Regions from separate parts of the Homo sapiens genome. Here region 2 is linked to region 1. A link is an interaction called in ENCODE POLR2A ChIA-PET data of the cell type or tissue named here. Cell type or tissue: GM12878. All regions are shown on one strand. Links, peaks and the distances in the headings refer to the core of each region. The heading gives the core; the rest is flanking DNA.

Region 1 (5,392 bases), core at 313-5,312:
CATCTGACAAAGGGCTAATATCTAGAATCTGCAAAGACCTTAAACAAATTTACAAGAAAAAAACCCATCAAAAAGTGGGCAAAGGATATGAACAGACACTTCTCAGAAGAAGACATTTATGCAGCCAACAGACACAAGAAAAAATGCTCATCATCGCTGGCCATCAGAGAAATGCAAATCAAAACCACAATGAGATACCATCCCACACCAGTTAGAATGGCGATCATTAAAAAGTCAGGAAACAACAGGTGCTGGAGAGGATGTGGAGAAATAGGAACACTTTTACACTGTTGGTGGGACTGTAAACTAGTTCAACCATTGTGGAAAACTGTGGCGATTCCTCAGGGATCTAGAACTAGAAATACCATTTGACCCAGCCATCCCATTACTGGTGTATATCCAAAGGATTATAAATCATGCTGCTATAAAGAGACATGCACACGTATGTTTATTGTGGCACTATTCATAATAGCAAAGACTTGGAACCAACCCACATGTCCATCAATGATAGACTGGATTAAGAAAATGTGGCACATATACACCATGGAATACTATGCAGCCATAAAAAAGGATGAGTTCATGTCCTTTGTAGGGACATGGATGAAGCTGGAAACCATCATTCTGAGCAAACTGTCGCAAGGACAGAAAACCAAAGATCGCGTGCTCTCACTCATAGGTGGGAATTGGAACAATGAAAACACTTGGACACAGGGTGGAGAACATCACACACTGGGGTCTGTCATGGGGTGGGGGGAAGGGGGAGGGATAGCATTAGGAGATATACCTAACATAAATGACGAGTTAATGGGTGCAGCATACCAACATGGCATATGTATACATATGTAACAAACCTGCACGTTGTGCACATGTACCCTAGAACTTAAAGTATAATAATAATAAAAAAAGAGTGGTCAGAGGTAAGAGGAGAGCCCAGAGAGTGTAGCATGTTGAACTTATTGTAGTATCAGATGAATAAGTCTACTGATGGCTATATTTATTGAAACCTCACTGTGTATCAGACCCTATATAAAGCATTTTGCATGCATCTCATTTTCTATAAAGTGAGCGTATAAATTTATTTAAAATATGTGATATCAGGTGTGATAGGTTAATTTTTTATTTTAAATGACTAACTACATGAACAGTAAAATAATCATAGAATAAACAGTGGCAGTACCAACACATTTAAAAGAAGCCTCAGGCCAGGCACGGTGGCTCACGCCTGTAATCCCAGCACTTTGGGAGGCAGAGGTGGGTGGATCACGAGGTCAGGAGATCGAGACCATCCTGGCTAACATGGTGAAACCCCGTCTCTACTAAAAATACAAAAAGTTAGCCAGGCGTAGTGGCGGGCACCTATAGTCCCAGCTACTCGGGAGGCTGAGGCAGGAGAATGGCATGAACCCTGGAGGCGGAGCTTGCAGCGAGCCGAGATGGCGCCACTGCACTCCAGCCTGGGCGACAGAGCGAGACTCCGTCTCAAAAAAAAAAAAAGAAAAAAGAGGCCTCATTAGATTGTCACATTCCATCTCATGACTTTGGCTAAGTAGATTAAGCATTGAAAGAAAAAGATTTTTTTCACCAAACTTTATGCAAATAGGAAGAACACAATTTCTTACTGGAGTCCAGTTGCTTGTGTTATGATAATCATGGAATATAATCTAAGAGCATATATCTACTTGTTGTAGTAGGACTTGAAAAAAATGAAAATAGCTTTGAGGAATGTAGGTTACTAGATCAATTAACATTAGCTTATTAACATACTCCATTACTCCCCTTCATTTGGTATGTTATCCCATATACTTACATGTACATCAATTTTTCTAACTTTTTATAAATAAAGACGGGGTCTCGCTGTGTTGCCCAGGCTGGTCTCAAACTCCTGGACTCAAGCAGTCTGCCCACCTTGGCCTCCCAAAATGCTAGGATTACAGGCACGAGCCACAGTGCCCTGCCTCTAATTTTTTTCATAATCCTGTCGTGGCTTATATAATTTTTTTTTTTTTTTTGAAGCAGAGTCTCACTTTGTCACCCAGGCTGGAGTGCTGTGGCGCAGTCTTGGCTCACTGCAACCTGTGCCTCCTGAGTTCAAGCGATTCTCTTGCTTCCGCCCCCAAGTAGCTGGGATTATACAGGTGCCCACCACCATGCCCAGCTAAGTTTTTTTATTTAGTAGAGATGGGGTTTCACCATGTTGGTCAGGCTGGTCTCGAACTCCTGACCTCAGGTGATCCACCCGCCTCAGCCTCCCAAAGTGCTGGGATTACAGGCATGAGCCACTGTGCCCAGCCAATTTCTTTTTTTTTTAGCCAACGCTTTACCCTGACGGATTGTATGATTCTTATATAAAAAAACGTATACCCAGGGTTTTGGTACTAAGGAAGGAAAGTGATGTATTTCCTTCTTAGAAATTTTACTTTTAGTAGTTAACATTTCTTTAACACCTTTTAATGTGCTTGGCATTGTTCTAAGAATGTTACATGTATTATTTCATTTGAGCCTCACAATAATCCCACGAGGTAGACACCATTATTAATTCAGTTTGTAAAAGTGAGGAAACAGGCAGAGATTATTTTGCCCTTGCTTACGGAGTGTCTAAGCCATGACTTGAAAAATTACCACTCAACTGCAGTTCAGTTGAGCAAACATTTGAGTAACTTTACCATGGACATGGTGCTGTCAGAGATACAAAGATAAATACATAGCGACTATTTTCAAGAAGCTTATATTCTTGAGTATTAACTTATACATCTTTGTATTAGTTATCTATTGCTGAATGACATTACCCCCAAATTTAGTAGCTTAACACAAGACACATTTATTTTCTCATACAGTCTCTGATGGTCAGGAATGCTGGTTCTGGCTCAGGGTCTTACAGTGTCCAGTCAAGCTGTCAGCCAGGACTACTGCATTCTCTGCAGACTTGTCTAGGGCTGGGGGTTCAGCTCCCAGGGGCATTCATGTGGCTCTTGGCAGGTGGTGGGAGGCCTTCTCCATAGGGCTACTCACAACTGTTTTTTTCAGAATGAGAGATCACACACACATAGACACAAACACACAGTAAGAGAAACCAAAACAGAAGCCACAGTCTTTGATAGCCTAATCTTGGAAGTGATATACCATCATGTCTGCTGTATTCTATTGGTCATACACAGACCAGCTCTGGAACATTGTGCGAGCAGACTGCACAAGGGTGTGGTAGGGACTCTTGAAGGCCTGCTGGATGCTGGCTAAGACAGTCTTAAAGGTGGGTATGGGGAGAAAGGAATGAGGCTAAGGGAAGACTAGGGGCATCATAGCAGGTGAGGGAATGAAGTGTCTGTAAAAACAAGGTGATTAGAAAAAGCAGAAAACTGTCTCGATATGTAAAATCATGTTTAAATAGCACAGTCTAGCATTTTCAAGGATTAATCCTGATATTTCTTGATTATAAGTTATGTGCCAGTCTCTGTGGTAAACACTGATGAACAAAAGTGAAAATGTCAGTCATTATCCATAAGGAGCTCAGTGATCTAGAGAAGCTAACCTTTAGATTAAGTAATTCTTTTGTGGCTTGTTGAGTTCAGGAAGAACCAGGCAATGGAACTGTGAAGACAGCACAAGAAGAGGTTAAGAGTGGAGCAGGAACCTGTTCATGGGAGGGTAGAGAGGCAGGAGAGGTGAACTGCCTATGGGTTGGTACTACCAGGACATGATTATGTTGCTGCTCTTGGGTGCCTTGGAAAGCAAAGATGTTTTCATCAGTAATATGAAACTGGATTTTCATTATACAGTTTTTTCCTTCTGTCACTCCCTACCATGAATTACGTGAATCTGTCATGGTTTCCAGGCCTGCGTATCAGAATCACCTGGAACTGTTCATACAGATCCATGGCTCCAGTCGATAAATGTGGAATTAGGATCTTAGAACAAGGCCTAGGATGCTGCCTTGTAAACCAACTCTTCAGGAGATTTTGTTATTGAGAGCTTAGTGGTTGGGAACACCCGATTTTTTTAAAATTATTTTTTGTGATCAATTTATAGCTATCTTAACGATGTATAATAGTTAATATGGGAGATTTGGACTTATTAAAATTTCAGTATAAATGACTCACTTATTTCCAAGAGCATATGATAACCCAGATTTTTTTTAAAGTGACTTGTCTTTTAACAGATTATATTAAATTTATCTTTTGAGAATGTTTTCTTCATTTGTATGCAGTATTAGCCATAGAAAATTATCCTTACTAAATTATAATACAGTTATCCCTGAGTGTCGTCATCCAAAAGACCACTAGGCTGGCTAAATAGTAGAAAGGATAGTTTTATCAGCAATATCAATTTGCAAACCAGGAAGAGACAGTCTCTGCCATGTGCATGTGCAGAAAGCACTGTCTCTTCATAGAAGGGAAGTTGAGGTTGGGTTTTATTGCCTCTCAGAGTTTGTATTACACAATAGAGTCATACATATTCAGCAGGTTTGGGGGAAAAGCTATACATATTTATGAGAGGAGCTGAGTGCATGCTCAGTGGGTAAACATGGGTAACATATATTCTCTGTTTACTTTGGGGCAAGGTTTTAGCATTAAAATGAGGTAGAATTTGACTGTGTCAGAAGGTGAACTATGGGATGCAAAGGCAGTCTGTGCACAGTCTCTATGGTATAGTATGACTGGTAGAGACTGGCTTAAGGTCTACAATTGCTTATCAGAAAAGAACGTTTATAAGGCTGGTCCTGTGTCTAATCAGAGTTGTGGTCTGGGTTGTAAATCAGTAAGGGGTGGTCTGATAGCTCCTATTGTCAGGGAGTTTAGAGCCATAGGACTTTAGAAATTCGCCATGCCGCCTGGGCCCTGAACCCTTGACCTGTAGGTAACTTTGCTTCCTTAATCTTAGTTTCGGTCTTAGTTGATAAAGAGGTGTCTATTTTGATCTCAAAGTATATATGGGGGATTGATTCTAGGACCGCTGCATATACCAAAATCCTGCAGTGGCCCTGCAGAACCCATGTATGTGAAAAGTCGAACCTCCCTGTAGGTGGGTTTTGCATCCTTAGAATATTTTTGCTCCATGTTTAATTGAAAAACAAAAATCCACATGTATGTTGGACCCATGCACTGCAAACCTGCATTGTTCAAGGGTCTACTGTATCTTAAAAATTCTAAACATTTTAGTTATATTAAATCTGAAGTATATAGGAGAATCAAACATTAAAAATGTTTATGTAAATATGTTAGGTGAGCAGCTATTGGAATTTCCACCTCCCTTCTTGGATAATTGGGGTTCTGCTAAATTTTTTTCTAAAAATAAAGATTTGAAAGAAGTAATAGGATCCTTGAATGTATGAGTCAAAAAATTTTTTAGCCTCAACTTCTACTAGCTAGTTTTTTTTACTTTAGACAAGTCATGTATT
Region 2 (5,392 bases), core at 311-5,310, 390 kb after region 1:
AAAATACAAAAATTAGCCAGGCGTGGTGGTGGGTGCCTTTAATCCCAGTTACTTGGGAGACTGAGGCATGAGAATGGTTTGAACCTGGGAGGTGAAGGTTGCAGTGAGCCGAGATCAAACCACCACACTCTAGCCTGGGTGACAGAGTGAGACTCTGTCTCAAAAGAAAAATGAAAACAAAAAACTCTCGAGATCACTCTAGAATTAGTTCTATTTTTTCCTGGATTTTTAACCTATAACATTGTTTTCTCTGAAATTTTATTTATTTCATTATATATTCATGTTTATATTTTATAGTTTTTTTCATCCAGGCATGAATGAACTAATTTATTCAACAGGTATATATATATATAAAATGTACCTACCATGCTATGAGATGGAAGGTCTGTTGATTTCGTTAACAACTAAAAGGTATATTTGATTCATGTGGTAGTCTAGACCCATGCTTGTATCTATGCATGAGCTATTTGTTTGTTCGCATATTTATTTAGTTTTAGTTGTCTGTATGGGAATTCATAATTGGCTTGAGGGCAGAAGCTGGTGTTCTGCTTACCTCTGTATCATAAGATCACGTAGATAGTAGGTGATTAATAAATGTTGAAATAACGTTAAACAAATTACACCAACTTTCTTAATGGAATTGAGACAAATTATAATTAAAAGGTTTATCCCATCAGTATCAAATTCAAAGTATCTGGGAAAATCTTGCAGAAGAAATCGGGAAAGATATTAAGATGTAGTTAGTGCAAATTTAGGCTATAAATTAGACTCTGAGCTTCCTGATAGCCAGAGTAGGAGGAAAATTTGCCAAGGTACATTGGAAACAGTGATAGGTCCTATATTTTTATTTTATTCTATTCTATTCTATTCTATTCTATTCTATTCTATTCTACCCTATTCTACCCTACCCTACCCTACCCTACCCTACCCTACCCTACCCTACCCTACCCTACCCTACCCTCCCCTCCCCTCCCCTCCTCTACTCTCTACTCTCCTCTACTCTCCTCTACTTTTGAGACAGAGTCTCACTCTGTCGCCCAGGCTAGAGTGCAATGGCACAGTCTCGGCTCAATGCAACCTCCGCCTCCTGGGTTCAAGTGATTCTCCTGCCTCAGCCTCCCAGTTAGCTGGGATTATGGGCACCCGCCACCGCGCCTGGCTAATTTTTGTATTTTTAGTAGAGACAGGGTTTCACCATGTTGTCCAGGCTGGTCTCAAACTCCTGACCTCATGATCCGCCTGCCTCAGCCTCCCATACTAATAGATTTTTATTATTATTTTACTACATTAGAGGCCTTTTCCATTTATAATTACATATTTTTTGGGATAATAAATATTGATTCCACAAATTACTTTTTTTTTTTGCATACACTGGGTACTTGTAGTAAAAAGGAAAGCATCGAATAATCTTATGAAAAAATAAAAGTTCATCTTTCTGAAAGTGAAACCTCCTTAGCCTTTTTAATTTAGAACTGATTAAATTCCTTCCCTGTTTGAGATTATAAACTTTACATATAAACTGTGCCTAAAGCAAACCAAAAGCCTACCCCAAACTCCTACCAATGAAAAATACGTAAGAAGAAGATCAAAATACCTGGAATGGTTGATTGACCCCTAGAGTAGATGTGGGCATTGTGTATAAGAAATTTTCCTCCAACAGTGATGTACAGTAACTTGAGAAAATACACCTAGAACCATTTATGAATTCTCAAATGAGGAAAATATCTAAACATTTCAATGAACAAAGAGCTTTGGTTGCTAATTAAGAACTGACAGTAGAGGTTTTTGATTTTTTTCTCCAAGATCATTTAATGTTCAGGTGATCCTAGGGAGGTCACAAACCTTGTGAAGCCTCAGTTTCTTAACCAGCAAAACGAGAATCATAATACCTGCCTCATAAGAAATCAATGCAGATCAATGAGATTATGTACATGGACAAAGTTTACAAATTATAAAGTTATAATTTTGGTCCTATAGATTCTAGCATTGACAGCAGTTAAACTTGAGTTGGGAAGTAGTCAATTTTTTGCAACCATGCATATATGATTAGTCAAATTCATGTAAGTATAACTAATTTCATCTGCTGCTGAGATCCACTTAATTTTTTTGCTCTGTAAATGGATACAATTTAAAAATGTATTGAGTTCAGTGGCTCAAATGAATCTGTATTGCCATTCTTACTACACAACTTGATTTTATATTTTAAAAGCTTGTCTTCTGTAAGAAGCATGAATTCACAGTGTCTCTCCATAGATTTAATACCTGTTTATGTACAATCATCATGCAGGATAGTCTTATGTGTGATGCAGTTCTTCTTTTTCCAGCATATTCTTTTCTTGGCATTATTTACACTTGGTCTGAATAAGCACATTTAGATAGCTTAATGGTACAAGTGATTACACCATGCTTTTGAGCTTTTATGAGGAAAATTGAAGTATATAATTATACTTTTGCACAAACTGGTTTGACTGTTCTCAAAACAAAACAAAAGAAAAACCCTGACTCTACTAATTTTTCAAATGGCTGCACCAGCATGTTTAGAAGCAATCAATCAGCAACAATCACATTTCAGATAAACCTCAAGGCTAAGATGTCACCAAGGCGAATAGGAGAAAATGATCGGCTCCAGTGGACGTGCAAAAACAAACTTTTTAAAGGAAAGCAAAGATCACAGAGTCCCCGATCCATTCCCTGGGGCTACACAGTGAAAGGATGGATGCTGGTGAGAGCTGGAGAAATGCTACAGAAGGAACCAAACTGTCCCTTCTGGTCTGCCAGGCTGGCACACAAACAGTGGAAGGGAGCAGTTGCCAAAGGAGCAGAGGCACAAGCTGGGACAGAGCATGAAGGGCTTGAGAGCGTCCAGTGGCAGGAAGACAGGGAAATAAGGAACTTCCTTATCCTGACAACATCTGAACCTCCCCCACCGCTATAGGGGGAGCAAGCCCAGCAGTCATGGTATCTGAACAACGCAGGCTGTGAACCTTGGCCAAGCCACTTTCCCTCCGGAGCACCTGCTGATCTCTTTTCTTGACAACTCCCTCTGTAAGGCAGGGGGTAGATGGCCCAACAATCTCCTGAGTCCTTGTCTCATTCCTTCATTCTCTTCCAGCTAGGGAGCAACTGCTGGGATTGCAAAGGTTTATTTATTTATGTATTTATTTATTTATTTTTGGTATTTCATTTTCTTTAATTGCTTGTGTCCAGCAAAAAAAAAAAAAAAAAAAAAAAACTCTATACTTCTATATGTAAAAAACCCTAAATATGGCTGGGAGCAGTGGCTCACGCCTGTAATCCCAGCACCTTGGGAGGCCGAGGTGGGTGGATCATAGTGAAACCCCCTCTCTGCTAAAAATACAAAAATTAGCCGGGTGTGGTGACACACACCTGTAATCCCAGCTACTCAGGAGGCTGAGGCAGGAGAATTGCTTGAACCCGGGAGGCGGAGGTTGCAGTGAGCCAAGATCGCACCACTGCACTCCAGCCTGGGCAACAGTGAAACTCGGTCTAAAAAAAAAAAAAACCTAAATATGGGATATCTGTTTCTGCATATACAAATAAAGTGTGTGACTTCTGGAGCCAGTTCCTTTCACGTGTATGAAGAGGGACAGAGATTAGTAATACTGCTTAAACGTGCTTACAGCCTAGTGCCAGGTGTACATATTCAGATTTTTTTATTTCTTAATTTGAGTAATGCCTTTTAAGCCACATTAGGTATTTCTTTGACAATAGCAAAAGGAAAAAAATATATATCATTTATGACGTTTCACAAAATCTCAGTCTCGCCATTTATAAAGTTCACAAGTTTACAAATGGCTAATAGAGATTCCCAAGAAATTACCTGATAATAAGAGTACTTACCTGTGACTCTTCAACAATATTCACTATTACAACAATATTCACTATTTTAAATTCCAGAAGTCATTGAAGTGCTAATTTTATAATAATACTCAGTCAAGGTATTTAGTAGCGTGGTGATAACAGTACTCGGGAATATCCTATTCATCCTCCTATTTCTTCCAGCCTCCTTGCAGTTAGACAGGGTCACATAACTGTTTCTGGCCAATGGATGTGAAAGGAAATGAAGTGTGTCACTTCCAGGCCAAGGCATGGAAAAACCTTGAGCAATTCTCTAGTTCTTTAAATCTGCAAGGTTGACAGAAGTCTATAAGATAATAGAGACTTTAGATTGAAGCAAGCTGCATTGCAAATCACTGCATTGGGCAGTGTTTCCCAGACCCATAGTGGACATTACCTGAGTGAGAAATAAGCTTTTACTGTATTTTTAAAAACCCTGAACTTTAGGAGCTGTTATTTACTGTAGCAAGCGTAGCCTGTTCTAATACAGAGAAGAATGGGTTTCAGTTTTGAGAGCTAACCAAAAATCTAGTTAGACTCTTAAACATTTCAACGTTTTAATTAAAGGCTTAGTAGCATGTATCAAGAACTGGAAGGCTTTTTCTACAAAGGACCAGAAAGTCAATATTTTAAGGTTGTGTAGGCCAGATAATCCCTCTCATAACTACTCCACTCTGCCATTACAGCATGCAAGCAGCCATGATAATTCATAAAGTAATGATCATGGGTATGCTTCAATTTTGTATTTATGAAAACGGGTAACAAGCAGAATTTGATGCACAGGCCACAGCTCACTTCCCCCTCTGATAGAGCATCACTGTTAAATGTAATAATCTTGGCCGGGCATGTAGGCTCATGCTTGTAATCCCAGCACTTTGGGAGGCCAAGGCAGGCAGATCAATTGAGGCCAGGAGTTTGGGACCAGCCTGGCCAACGTGGTGAAACCCTGTCTCTATTAAAAATACAAAAAATTGGCCGGGTGTGGTGGCAGGTGCCTGTAGTCCCAGCTACTGGGAAGGCTGAGGCAGGAGAACCACTTGAACCCGGGAGGCAGAGGTTGCAGTGAGACGAGATTGCGCCACTGCACTCCAGCCTGGGCAACAAGCGTGAAACTCTGTCTCAAAAAAAAAGTAGTAATCTTGAATACTTAGTGCTCTAGTTTCCCAGGGCTGCTGTAACAAAATGCCATTGGATTGCTTAAAACAACAAATATGTATACAATATATATTTATTATATTATTATATATTATATTTATAATAAATTATAATGTATTTATTAAATATATATAATAAATTATATTTATTATATTAATATATAATATAATATATTGATAATATAAATTATATAATATATAATACACACATACACATATATAAATATATGTATTTAATTTTTCTCATACTTCTAGAGGCTGTAAGTTCAAAATCAAGGTGTTGGCATAGTTGGTTCCTTCTGGGAATTTAGGGAGGCCGTGTGTTCCATGCCGCCAGCCTCACTTCTGATTGTTGCCAGCCACCCTTGGCTTGCGGCGTC

Evidence for each region. ChIA-PET counts read pairs that join two places held together with the same protein. Peaks named below come from ENCODE experiments on the same cell type or tissue, not always from the same donor. Only the 100,000 strongest peaks of a DNase experiment are listed, where the experiment ranks them.
Region 2: POLR2A ChIA-PET joins it to region 1 with 6 read pairs; 2 of 35 experiments call an interaction of 5 or more read pairs at or near these places.

The regions. Positions count from the first base shown.
Region 1 is chr6:11,548,182-11,553,573 of GRCh38, forward strand. All of the region lies in intron 1 of TMEM170B (transmembrane protein 170B), which reads left to right. Among named protein-coding and RNA genes, the nearest start is that of TMEM170B, 13 kb to the left of the region's middle. In GM12878, for the core only: no CTCF peak of the experiment used is centred there; no DNase peak of the experiment used is centred there.
Region 2 is chr6:11,935,819-11,941,210 of GRCh38, forward strand. All of the region lies in intron 1 of LOC107986570 (a long non-coding RNA gene), which reads left to right. Among named protein-coding and RNA genes, the nearest start is that of HIVEP1, 74 kb to the right of the region's middle. RefSeq lists a silencer at 1-33 and an enhancer at 2,735-2,794. In GM12878, for the core only: no CTCF peak of the experiment used is centred there; a DNase peak (open chromatin) is centred at 2,823.